Regions from separate parts of the Homo sapiens genome. Here all the other regions are linked to region 1. Evidence: chromatin contacts called from ENCODE Hi-C data. All regions are on one chromosome and are shown on one strand. The core of a region is the stretch at or near the end of the contact, and the rest is flanking DNA. Distances in the headings are between cores, read along the strand shown.

The links. A loop is a pair of places that touch in the nucleus more often than their neighbours do. Pooled maps may share reads with other maps.
Region 2: a loop to region 1 is called in a pooled map, with 21 times the contacts of the local background. The contact joins two enhancer-like sites. A Hi-C loop is called at or near these places in 6 of 37 single-sample maps with no recorded cell type and 5 of 50 pooled maps.
Region 3: a loop to region 1 is called in a map with no recorded cell type, with 27 times the contacts of the local background. The contact joins two enhancer-like sites. A Hi-C loop is called at or near these places in 2 of 37 single-sample maps with no recorded cell type and 4 of 50 pooled maps.
Region 4: a map with no recorded cell type shows a loop between it and region 1 (13-fold over the local background). The contact joins two enhancer-like sites. A Hi-C loop is called at or near these places in 1 of 168 maps with a recorded cell type or tissue (transverse colon), 9 of 37 single-sample maps with no recorded cell type and 6 of 50 pooled maps.

The regions. Positions count from the first base shown.
Region 1 is chr3:73,447,236-73,450,393 of GRCh38, reverse strand. All of the region lies in intron 3 of PDZRN3 (PDZ domain containing ring finger 3), which reads left to right. Among named protein-coding and RNA genes, the nearest start is that of PDZRN3-AS1, 170 kb to the left of the region's middle. RefSeq lists an enhancer at 1,327-1,396. Within about 2 kb of position 1,518, at least 3 of the 41 ENCODE cell types and tissues checked have a DNase peak (open chromatin) inside an H3K27ac peak, as active enhancers do.
Region 2 is chr3:71,983,533-71,986,690 of GRCh38, reverse strand. No RefSeq gene overlaps it. Among named protein-coding and RNA genes, the nearest start is that of LINC00877, 120 kb to the left of the region's middle. Within about 2 kb of position 1,615, at least 2 of the 41 ENCODE cell types and tissues checked have a DNase peak (open chromatin) inside an H3K27ac peak, as active enhancers do.
Region 3 is chr3:72,077,024-72,080,181 of GRCh38, reverse strand. All of the region lies in intron 2 of LINC00877 (long intergenic non-protein coding RNA 877), which reads left to right. Among named protein-coding and RNA genes, the nearest start is that of LINC00877, 22 kb to the left of the region's middle. RefSeq lists enhancers at 1,524-1,573, 1,694-1,823, 1,894-1,983. Within about 2 kb of position 1,686, at least 3 of the 41 ENCODE cell types and tissues checked have a DNase peak (open chromatin) inside an H3K27ac peak, as active enhancers do.
Region 4 is chr3:72,162,616-72,165,773 of GRCh38, reverse strand. The region is part of intron 2 of LINC00870 (long intergenic non-protein coding RNA 870); the gene reads right to left. Among named protein-coding and RNA genes, the nearest start is that of LINC00870, 13 kb to the right of the region's middle. RefSeq lists enhancers at 971-1,080, 1,591-1,860, 2,861-2,960, 2,981-3,030. Within about 2 kb of position 1,638, at least 4 of the 41 ENCODE cell types and tissues checked have a DNase peak (open chromatin) inside an H3K27ac peak, as active enhancers do.

The DNA of each region.
Region 1 (3,158 bases), core at 269-2,768:
ATGCCAATCTGCACATCCATGAGCAATGTCACCCATTTTTAAATATAACTTGGAGAATAGCTAAGTAGTATGTTTAACAAGGGCTTGAGAATGTTTAGTACGCTCTATAGGGTAAGGAAGAATTGCTACTGAGAAGGCATATGGGATCAGTGGCATGTCAATGTAGAACACAGTAATGTAGAATGGACTGGCATCATGAGAGGGAAGCCTCTCTCACATTAAATATAAAAATATCTTAGGAAACATTTTCCAAAAACCAATGCTGTTAGAACTTGCAGTGGAACTGGGCTGACTTATTTTCTTCCTTCAGAGGTCTTTAATTAATAAAAAGAGAACTGAGAGTAAAGGAAAAGGCACAGTCCATCCAGTGCCTCCTAAGGACCCTTCTCATCATCGTCCTCCAGAGGAGGTACCTATGGCGTGTGCTGCCCAGCTGTTGGTGGTTGGGAGTGTGAATCAGACTGAGACTCTGTCTAGGGGTGCTGGTTTGAGTTTTTTAAGTCAATTGCCTCATCTACGTAAAGCATGCAGTTAGAACAGGCTTTTCTTACACCCCAGACTGAAGCATTTTTTAGTCGAGAAGTCAATTTAAGGGAGGCAATATATTCTTTTGCAGCCTGTGCCATAAGAATAAAAGTCCAGGCTGCCACTTATTACAGTTTAACTGAATGATGGATTCTAGCCTGTTTTAATTAAATTACATATTCAATTATTTTTGTTTGAAATTAAAAGCTTGATTATATTACCGAATGCTATGTAATTTTACACGCGTTGTTCGCTTATTTAACAGTGAGGCGTGGGATATGATTAACAATGTGGCTGCCAGTAGAAAGAAGCAAAATAATTATTTGTTCAATATACAAGTCCTCATCATGATTCAGAAATCAATATGCATCCACGGAGGATTTGCTCGCACTGTGGATTATGGAACTCAGTGTGGCCTTCCCTCATTTCCCTATGAATGTAAAACCTGGAGACTTTGGTTCACCAGGCAGGTTTTTATTTCCCTCTCTCTCTTTTTTTTTTTAAAGACTGATGTTTAACTACAGCCGTTGGGACTTAAATCAGAGCATCCAGTGCCCGAATATGAATATTAATCAGATGCCAGGCCATGGAGTTCCTCGCCGAGTTTGACAGTTTAAAGGATCAGTTAGTTAATTAGAAGATGACATGGCACGCTGGGTCCCAAGGCTCTGTCCTGCCTTCTGTCTCCTCTTTTCATTTCCCTTTTTGACAAGTTGGATTACATCATTACTTGTAGTTTCACTTGTTAGCCCCACCATGAAATGAGAATATTTTATGCTTTAATTATCTGTGATTTCTTCCCCCTTTCTCTGCAAAGACCAGGCTTAAAATGAAACTCAAAGAAACATAAGAATCAGAGGTTCAAAGTCCCATGAAAATCAGTCTTGTGACTCCAACCATGCCACACACCACATTGCAGTGAGAAATAGAAGGTTTGTGGTAGCATGAGAAACTGGGTTGTGGTAGTCATGGTGACTGGTTTTAAATATAAAAGGTGCCTGTCCTGACTTTCGTGCCACAAGTACAGATGTATCACACCAGGTGTTTCCATGGCTTCTCTGGCTTGAGGTGTTACATACTGTGAATATCCTCAGGGGTAGCCACAAATTATTCTGGCCTATGTTTCTTGCCCACCCTAGTAGCTAAATGCACCCCAATGTCTGAACAATTCTGTTCTAAATGTTTTTTTCTTGCCATGATATTGCTCACTTGTGAAGCTTCTATTAAATAAAGTTTACATGTGGTCTGTATAGCAGCTTAGTCCCCAGGAAAAAAAAACAAGATTGAGATTAGTGTTTAGCTCTTCAAATGAAGGTTTTTCTGATGCCCTAAGTAGAATTAACTCTTCACTCCTTTCTCCCCATCTACTCTGCAGACAGCTGCTGTGGCACATCTAAAGTTTAATTACACCAGACGCTGAGCTATACAAGGGATGGAACTAGGGTTCAGCATCATCCCTAGCAAACATTAAAAGTGAAAATGTAAAAAAGAAAGGAAGAAAACTAAAATCTACTGAGCATTTACCATTAATGCTGCAAGCCAGCCACTTCACTGAGTAACTCTGTATGAGTAATTTCTCATTAGTCTTCACAACAATCGTAGGTGGTTAGAAGAAAAAATGAAGACTTGGGAAGAATCTTGCCAGGTCACAATGGCATGTGCTAAAGAAGCTGAGCTGGGATTTGAAATTAGGCAGTCTGATCCCAGATTCCCCTCCTGTGCTGAATCTCACATGGTAGGTGCTTATTTACGGGTGATGAAAGAGAAGGATGTTTTTGGTTGTCAGAGGGCATTTCTAATAGGTTGAACTCCCACTGGCAGTATATGGAGACAGAAGAGAGGTGGGAAGAAGAAAATGTGTGTGCTAGATATGATCCTTACTACTGGAAAAGCTATGATATTTAGGGCATATCTATATTTATGTAGAATGCAAGAGGAAAAGGAGCTAGCAGGCATTACCAGAGGGATCTGGGTAGATGAGGAATGTATACTATGAAAGGACCAGGGAAGAGTTAAGAAGGAGTGTAGAGTCAACAGGGTCAGGTGTTACAGGGAAGGTCAAGGCAGGTGGTGGTCTTTAGGAGAAAGAACATCAACATGGTTAACAGAAGGCTGGGGCCACATCTCAGTTCCGCCGGTAAGTAATCTTTTTGGACTGCAACTGAATTATCTCTAAAGCCAGTGGAGGTAAATCTTGAACTATGGACCTCCACGTCCTCCTATTTAGATAGTTTGAATGGAGGACTTACAACAAGCTCTTGGTTGCGGCAATTGGGAGGTCATTATGACCCCAGATGGGACAGCTATAGTAGTGTGTGTTCGGCTATGGAGGAAGGATTGCAGAGGGCAAACCAAAGAGAATGGGTGGAGGTGAGAAAGAAGAGAAGTTAAGTGTAGACTGCTCTATGGAGGAACGTGTCAGCAAAAGGAGGGAGAGGGAGAAGACTGGGGAGTGGCAGATTTGGGAGCCTTCAGAATGTCTTGAGAAACCTCTGTCGGCCTGGAGAGGGAGGAGACAGGCAACAGGAAGCTAGGACAGACAGCACGAGTGGGAGGGATGGAGGTCTGGGAGAGCCTTGAGTCCGAGGGCACGAGGCTTCGATTTCCTGCACAGACTAAGAGAAGCAGTGCAA
Region 2 (3,158 bases), core at 366-2,865, 1.5 Mb after region 1:
ACAGATCGCTCTCAAAACATACTGCTTCCTACCTTAAGACCGTAGCTGTCACTTCCTATCTTAAGACCCAAGCAGCTGGGTGATGGAAGGTTTTTCATCCATAGCTAAGACAACTGAAGGACCTGAGGTTCTAACTTCTGAGATATTCTCAGTGGTAAAACATTAGCACCTCTCACGTGGCAATAAACTTTACTGTTGTGCAAAGCCAGCCCAGTGTGCTGGGCAGATATGATTCCCCTAAGGAATCAGAGGAAAGGCCTAAGGCCCAGATTTTGTTCTGTTTGTACCCTCCTGGGTGGTGGCACAAGGGAGAGAATCTGAGGTCTTTCAGTCAAAACATCAGGGGTCGACTAGGCATGGTGGCTCACACCTGTAATTCCAGCACTTTGGGAGGCTGAGGTGGGAGGATCACCTTAGGTCGAGAGTTTGAGATCAGTCTGGACAACATGGTAAAACCCTGTCTCTACTAAAAATACAAAAACTAGCCAGGTGTGGTGGTGCACACCTGTAAACTCAGCTACGTGGGAGGCTGAGGCAGGAGAATTACTTGAACCAGGGAGGCAGATGTTGCAGTAAGCTGAGATAGCACCACTGCACTCCAGCCTGGGTGACAGAGTGAAACCCTGTCTCAAAAAAAAAAAAAAAAAAAAAAAGTGAGGGGTCATCAGGTGCAGCTGCCTTCACTTTGTACCATCAGGCCCATTCTATCTTTGATACATGATACCACGCAGTTCTACCTTCAGGAGACAGTCTTTGTTATTTCTCTACTTCTCTGTGCATGCGTGTGTGTGTGTGTGTGTGTGTGTGTGTGTGTGTGTGTGTGTGTGTTTTCTCCATAAGAATATGTAAGTTCTTCCAGAATAAGGAACCCTACCTCCCACCGAGTCTATCTTCCACCCCACCCGCCCCCGAGCAGCAGACTCTGAGACAGGAGTTTCAGTACACACTGTTGATTTGGAAAGTGATCCCACTAGGGGAGTTGGGAAATGAGACAGGGAAGAGAAGGAAGCCAATTTTGTGTGTTGCTGAGTGGGTTTTCACTGCAGACAACTGGGAACCTTCAGAAGACTGTGCAGAACCTACCAGGGTTAAGGCCCGCAAGGGGCAAGGAAGCTGATGCTTACCCTCCAATGCTCATTCATCATCAGCTGGGGCTGCTCTTGGGAGTATCAACTCCTGAGCACTTGCAGCCCAACATGTGTGCAGAGGAGAAAACCCTCAGGCAGAGATCACAGAGGACTTCGTAGGCGTGTAAGGAAGTCAGGGCCAACAGGATATGGGGGAAGCACAAGGCTTATGATTGTGGGCTTTGCAGTTAGAAAGTCCTGGATCCGAATTTTGGTTCAGCCAGTTGTGAGATTCTGGCAAGTTCCTTTTCTCTCTGAAGCTCATTTGCCTCCTTTGTAAATTAGAGATAATAATAGTCTACCTCACAAGGTTTTGATTCAAAATGAAACACTTACATGAAACGTTCGGTACATGCCTGGTGTGTGGGAAGCACCTGTGACCGTAACTGCCTTGTGCCATTTTAAGATTAGCACAGGACCAGCGCTGATAGCTATTGCTTGAATTGACTTTGAAATCTCAGTGAATGCTGGCACACTGCATTATGTTGTGTACACATTTTCATATCATGATTTTGACAGATTTGCACATGCTTTTGTTCTTTCTTTTTTTTTTTTTTTTTTTTTGGTAGCTCATTGTGGTTTTAACTTGAGTCTCCCTAATAACTAATGATGTCAAAACTGTTCTCATGTGCTTATTTGCCACATGTATTTTTTTTTTTTTTTTTTTGAGACAGAACCTTGCTCTGTTGCTTAGGCTGGAGTGCAGTAGCACCATCTCGGCTCACCGTAACCTCTGCATCCCGGGTTCAAGCAGTTCTTGTCTCAGCCTCCCAAGTAGCTGGGATTATAGGCACCCACCACCAGGCCCAGCTAATTTTTGTATTTTTAGTAGAGATGGGGTTTCACCATGTTGGCCAGGCTGGTCTTGAACTCCTGACAAGTGATCCACCCACCTCGGCCTCCCAAAGTGCTGAGATTACAGGCGTGAGCCACCGCGCCCACTGCCACCTGCTTTTGATACATCCTGGAACGTAAAGTATCTATTGGGTGTCAGATTGTAACTATGCGCCTGGGTGCACAGCCCCTTGCCTTTCTGGGTTTTGGTCCACAGAAAGCTAAGATATAAAGAGGGGAGGTATTCAGCTATTCAGAGGGGTTGAGAGACCAAGGAGAAGAAACGAGAGGGAGATGGTAGAGGAGACCCTCCCTTGAGGCTGCCCATCATTGTAGACAGATGGTTACTAAGGAGGAAGAGCCTGCATCATCTGGCGGCTGCTACAGGTGTGTCTGGCAGCTAAAAGTCAGACAGCTCAGGAAAAGGACTGTACCTTCCCATACTTCTAAATGTCAAGAGCAAGAGAGGGGCTCCCTGTGAAAGCCTTCTTAAAACAGAGCTAGCCTCAAGCATGATCCGGATATTAATCCTAACTTAATCTTGCATCACGTAAGGATTCTACTGAGCATAAAGGTCTTCAAACATAATATTCTTTGAATCCCAGTCTCCTCTGGGCATCACAGTGCTAGTTGTCTCAGCCTAGATTCTCTAGAAAACAGAGCTGGAGGCAAATGATTATACACTAATATTTTATTGGGAAGTGCAGTCCCAGGGATGATAGAGTGAGGGGAAACAGGAATGAGGTCAGGAATGAATGACAGCAAATATAAGAAGGTGCATGCCAAGTTGGCATGGAAAGCGATCGATTGCTCCAATTTGTCACTGTCCTCCGACAGGTTGTACACACATCTTAGGACAGTGTGCGCTCATTGGGAGGACAGTATCAGAGTTTATCCTTTCCAATAAGTTCTCCCAATTTATCATTTGACCAGCTTCTGTCCCTCACTGATCAAAGTGTTAACCACCCTGCTCACTTCCAGGTCACACATGTTGGGGTCTAGGCCACCTGGTGTCTCAGCAGCAACAGAGATGCCTTAGGGCAGGAGAGAAGAAGAGAGTCCTCAGCATAGGAGGCAAAGTCAGGCATGGGGCAAGAGCTGTTGGGTCGTGCTCAAGCAGGTGGTGTCAAAAACTCTCTCCTTGACCAAACTCTAGCCAGGCTCCTTTGAGCTCTTCGTCAACAAGGCCCCATCTTT
Region 3 (3,158 bases), core at 437-2,936, 1.4 Mb after region 1:
TGGGAAATTGCTAATTCAAAACTCAAGTGCCTACATCAGCGTGGGAAGGAGTCCTTTGGAGCTGTCTGAAATTTCAGGGCATTGTCCCCATTGGAAGCTTTGAACATTACACTTAGAAATGCTAATGAGAAAGAGAGAAAAGAGGGAGAGAGAGAAGGTTTAACCAATTTTCAAAAGCCAAAGTCAGTCTTTTTAGGAGAGAAAGGGGAAGAAAAAGGGATGGAAGACACTGGGAGTGTTTTTAGTGGCTGAGACAATGGAGGGTCTTCCTTACCAGGTAGTGAGGAATTTTTCCTACAAAAAAGACACGAGTGGCTTTTGTATTTGTAGACAGGACTAACCCTCCTGGGGGTGAGCTGATCAAGGTGAAATTATATAACCTATACAGTTAACTAAAGTGAATTCATCTCCATGCCCTCAGCAAGAAGAGTGAAAAAGAGGGCTGACATGGTGTTGGTTCTGCCCATCCTCACCTGCAAGGGGCATGTGAGAGCTGAAGTAATCAGATTTACTTCCTACCTCTCACGGTGCAAGCACCTCACTGTGCTAGTGGGCATTTGAAGGGATTTTCCAAATGCACCTTTAACTGTACACAATTTTCATCTTTGTAGAAATTTAGAACCCGACTCCCTAAATAACATGAGACATCACCATCACAGGCCTCATATTACAAGCCTGTACAGAGGGTGTGTGTGTGTGTATGTGTGTGTATGTGTATGTGTGTGCATATGTGTGTGTCTCAGAATATATCTGATGGTTATTTGAAGCTCAGTATTAATAAGCTATATAATAACTGGGTTCTATAGTATTTGAAATCAAAATCACTTTTAGATTCCTCTAGGCTCTTGTAAATGATAAGTACATCAAAATGCCTTGTGATGGCCTTCTGGGAAAAAATCCTCTCAGCCCAATTTACCAGGCAACTTTTATCCCATTGAATAAACTCGAGGCTCTAAGGCAGTGACTCTGCCATCAACAACATATATGAAAGCCTGCACTTTGTGGTTGGTCTGTTTTGTGTGAGGTGGGCACTTGCTGTTCTACTTGCCCAGTGGCACTTTTTAATTGGAATGATTTTTATTTGGTCTGATTTCCTGAAATAGAATACATCGCCTGCTTTAGAAACCCCAGATAGTCTATCAGCACAGACAGCAAATTGTCCTGGGGTTCTTGGCTTAGCTGTTTGTGGGGAGAAAGACTGCTGGGCAGGGTTTTGGCAGGGGGCAGTTGTAGCATATTCAAATCAGATATTGAAACAGTTTGTGTGTGTTTAGGAAGTAACCACAAATTTGACATGCCACCTCCACCCCAAACCCCAAACTGGTTCCATTCCAACAGGCAGTAGTCTCAAAGACTCTCTTAAATGGTTCATTTCTTCCTATTTACAACTCCCACAGTGAGCTGTTTTTTTAAGGGGAAATCAGTTTCTATGAACATCTAGGGCCCTGAGTGGGTCTTTGCTCTTTATTTGTCCTGCTTTGTTTAAACCAAAGAATACCTCAAGCCAGTAACCAGGCGAGCAGGGGCCTGTGACAGGCATGGTCACCTGAAATCCATTTATGCACAGGGATTGAAGGAGCAATCATATTCTAAATAAGGCTAATGAAGCTTTTTGTGAAAGCGCCAAAACCCACACACAAACGTCACCCTTGGCGTGTTCTCATTTCCACGGAGCAAAAGCAAAGGGGAGAAGGCTTACTGGGAAGCTGCCGCTGGCACATAGAATTAAGCAAAGGCTGTCCCATAGGTGTGCACAGCGGGCTTCTTTTCAGAGGGAGGATGAGGAGGAGGCAATGTGGTTCTTGCATACTAAGGGACTCAGTGTACTGCTCTAGGTGTGATTTTTCTTTTCTGTCACAATTGAGCCCAGTTTGAATTTCTCCCCTTACTTTCTTTTGGTTCACTCTTTTCCTTCATGGTAATCTTGCTGCTTAATGACCCTGGCCCCAGGCTTCCAAGGTAACTTGCCAAGAAGTTCAAGTTTACTTCTGAAGTCCATGGCTCTCACTTCCTCTTCCTTCGTCCCTCACCGCTTCTCACTTTTCTCCTCACACCTCCCGCACAACATCTGAAATATTCACTACCTCCAAGCGGCCCCGCTTTTGCAACCCACCCAAGCCTGTCATTTGTTTAAACGCTACTACTTATTTGGGTTTTGGCTCTGGGCCAGTCATCAGCAAACATTTTCTGAAAAGGGTTAGATAGTAAATAGTCTCAGCTTTTGAGCCACACTGTCTCTGTTGCAACCCTTCACTCTGTTATATCATGTAAATAGCCATCAACAATATGTAAATGAACAGGTAGGTGTGTCTGTGTTGCAATAAAACTTCATTTACAAAAAGAGGCAATAGGTTTGATTTGGCCTGATGGTCAAATGGAGTGAGTCCATGTGACATATGCAGGAAACTCACAAGGCTTTTAAGAATGGTATGTGCCCCAAAACACTGCCAGCTTGACCTGAAAGGGACAGAGAGAACAAAATGAAAGAAGGTTGTCAGATCACCAAAATTCTACAGACAGGAAACAGGTGGGTGAAACTACAGCTGCAAACAAGTATTACCCTTTATGAAGAAGGAAAGATGACTGTGAGAGCAGACCTTATAGGCTCTGAAGGCAGAGCTGAGAGCCATGCCTTGAAACCTAATGGAGTTTTTCTGGTTGGATTTAGAAAACATTTGGGACCAGGGACTCTTTTTTTTCTTTCCTTCTTCTCTCGTTTTGAATGGGAGTGCTGTTACCCTGGTGGAGTGTGTTTCATTTTGTATTTTGGGAGCAGATAATTTCTTTGCTAGCTTCATAGGTCCACAGATAGAGAGAAATTGTGCCACACACTGGACTATACCCAGAGCTTCACCCATGCCTATATTCGATGATTTATGTGATGAGAAATGAAACTTTTGACCTGATAAGACTTAGATGAGATTTTGGATTCAGGTTGATTGCTGTAATGGGTTGGGAGTTTTTAAGAATGGGTCAATGCAGTTGAGATAGACATAAAACTTTGGGAACAGACAGCATATTTTTGCAGGTTGAACAATGGCCTCCAGGCCAGCACGGTGGCTCACACCTGTAATCCCAACACTTTGGTAGGCTGAGGAAAGAGGATCACTCGAGCCCAGGAGTTCAAGACCAGCCTGGGCAATATAGTGAGATACTGT
Region 4 (3,158 bases), core at 389-2,888, 1.3 Mb after region 1:
TCAGCAATGCTCTTCTGCAAGTGAGGTAATATTGTATTAGCTTTTGTGTGTCACTGATTTTTTTTTCTTTTACCTTTTTCTGTATAGTCTGGATAAGCCTATTGTTTCTGCATCTAACCCTGCTAGCTTCAAATTACTTTCTCCTCCTCCCTGTGGAATGGTGGATTGGTTCCCATGAGCAGTCAAAGACAAGACAGGGAACAGTATGAGGCCACCTACTGAATAGTTCTTGAATCAGTCACCTTCCCCCACTCCTAGCCACCACAACTTAGCCAGAAGCCACCATTTTCTTTGGCTGGGATTTTGGCAACAGGCTCATAACAGGTCTGCAGGCCTTGAGTCTGGAGGCCTCGCCTAGTCCATTCCCTTCTGGCAAGCCAGAGAGCAAATCTGCAGCAGTCCTGCCCCGATACCTACTGCAACCTGGGAGAAGAGCACAAAGGAGGGTGCAAGGCCCATCTCCAGCCCCACGCATGTGGACCCCACAGACTGCAAGTCCAAGAGTTGCCCACCCCTCCTGTACACACACGGTTGCCTCTCAGATTGGCCTGCTGGACAAAAGCTGTAGCAGCCTCCCTGGAGAAGGAAGAGGGACAAGAGAAAGAGGTGTGCACAGACCCTAAAGGTAGGCTCAGGATGTTTGGAGCAGGAGTTCCAAGTATGTAAAGCATGATGCATAAAGAAGTGGATGTAGGTTCCAGGTGGCGAATCCTTAGGTATCACCACTCCTCAACCAGGTTGTCGGGGAGGCAGTGGGCTCCAGGGTAGAGCCCTATAAATCACACCCTAAGCAAGAACCTCAGGTGCCCGTGTCTAAAGGTGTAACAGTGTGCAAATGTAACCTACATGACCCTTCATCATTCACAGGATCAAGTGCCCACGCCTTGGTCTACCAGGCCTCTCCCAGTCTGGCTCCTGCCTACCTGTCTTTCTTGCCCTTGACTGTGTCTGGCTCTCGTCCCTAGGTGCCCCATGCTGTCTCACTGCAGGGACTTTACAGCACGTGACCTCCTCTGGGCCTTGCCCTGGATGACATCTCATCTTTGCTGTGCTCTGCTCAGAGATCATTCTTCCCTGGCACCCCAGTCCGCCAGCTCTAGACTTAAGTCTGGGTTGGCTTCTAGTCTTTGGCCTTCACAGCTTTCATATCCTCTCTGTCCTCCACCACAACAAAGCATGACAGCTATCATTAGGCAGTGCTCACTATTTACAGCTAAGGGCACTGAGTGCTTCCAGTAACTCTATGACATGCATGCTGTGTTTATGCCCATTTTACAGGTGAGGGAACTGAGATGAAGCATCGTAACTAATTTGGCCACAGGGCCAGCTAATAAGAGAGTCAGGCTCCAAGTTTAGACACCAAGCTTTTAACCACTGTGCCAGTGATTTTCGGTCCTTAAACTTTTGAGTACAACAGAATCACTGGTGTGCACACGATTGATGTGCAGCAGAGGGGAGAGAGTAAGTTTATTAAAGTACAGACTCCTGGGCCCCACCAATCCAGAGATTCTGATTCTATAGGTCAAAGGTGGGGCCCAGAAAGCTGCATTTTTATAAGCTCCCCAGGGGATTCAGATGCAGGTATTAGGGGGAACCACACTTGGAGAATCACACACTTTCCTGCCTAACCGCAAGTCCTAAACTGCAACCCGCTAAATATAATTAGGTCTTCTGGGCTCAGCAGGGCCCCTGAGAAGGAGGAAGAAGATACTGCGTGCATCTAGCAAGTTCTCCACACCACCTGTGGTGGTGGTTGGAGTGGGGAGGGCCTTTCCCTGGGGGGAAGATACACACCCTGGTTGCATCATATAGACACAACACCAGAGCCATAATCTGGGGTGTCCAGAAGCCAGCACACCCTCCACATTCTGTGTTCAGCTCCGGCTTGGCCACAATTACCTGGAACCTGGTCTGTCTGCCCCTGCCCCACCCCTCTGGCTGCTGCTAGTTAACTGGAAGCTGTGGCCACAGGGCGTATGGGCTGAGAACATAATTAGGGAGCCCATTCCCAGCCGAACAGCCGGAGGACTTTTGTACCTTGTCCATCTCTTCTCTGAGACTTGTCAAGACACTCAGTGGTTGGTCAGCAGCCCTGACTTGGGTACCATAAAGCAGGGAGGATGGGGGGCAGCAAAGAGGACTGTGTGGTGACCTCACTGGGTGGTCTCCTTCAAGCCTTTCCAGCTCTGCCAGCAAGAACAAAGTGACAAGGCCTCTTCTTAGAAGGAGGAAAGAGATGTGTCCTCAACTCAGGGGACAGCCAGGGCGATCTGAGACACTGGGCCTTTCTTTCACCTCATTGTTTCCTCTGTCATAATTTTCAATTTTCCCCTGCCTTTCTTTCTTTCTTCTTTTTTTTTTTTTTTTTTTTTTTAGATGGAGTCTCGCTCTGTTGCCCAGGCTGGAGTGCAGTAGCGTGATCTTGGCTCACTGCAACCTCTGCCTCCCGGGTTCAAACTATTCTCCTGAGTCAGTCTCCCCACTAGCTGGGATTACAGGCATGTACCACCACACCCAGCTAATTTTTGTATTTTTAGTAGAGATGGGGGTTTCACCACGCTGGCCAGGCTGGTCTCGAACTCCTGACCTCAAGTGATCTGCCCATCTCGCCTCCCAAAGTGCTGGGATTACAGGTGTGAGCTACCGCGCCTGGCCTCCCCTGGATTTCTATTCCTTTCTTAATCATCTTCTCTGTCCCTGTCCACTTTACCTTTTGAGAGAGATTATTCCCAGAGTCCCCAGTGAGTCATCTGTAGCCAGGTTGTGACCCCCTGACCAAGCAGGGCCAATGGGATTTCCCTCCCAGTGACCTGGCCTTAGGGCTCAGACTTACAAATCAAGTCGCTTCGTGGACTAAACCTTTAAGGTGCATAGACTTGGGCTGGAGCTGCCTGTGCTGGGGTGGTTGGGGTGGCCGTGCTGGGGAGGCATTTGGGAGTCACATGTTCTGGTGTGCAAACAGAGAGCTGGGGGCTGGTCTACAGCAAAAAGCAGGCAAATGAAGCAGAGAAGGAGAAAAGTGCTCCTTAAGAACCCAAAGAGAGAGGAGGAAGAGCCCATTTGCTTCCTGCCAGCTTTCCAATTCCCAGCACCAGTCTGTTGTGAGGAATTTCTAGTCTTAAACTAGAGGATACCCAGATGAATTCTTGTCCTTGTGA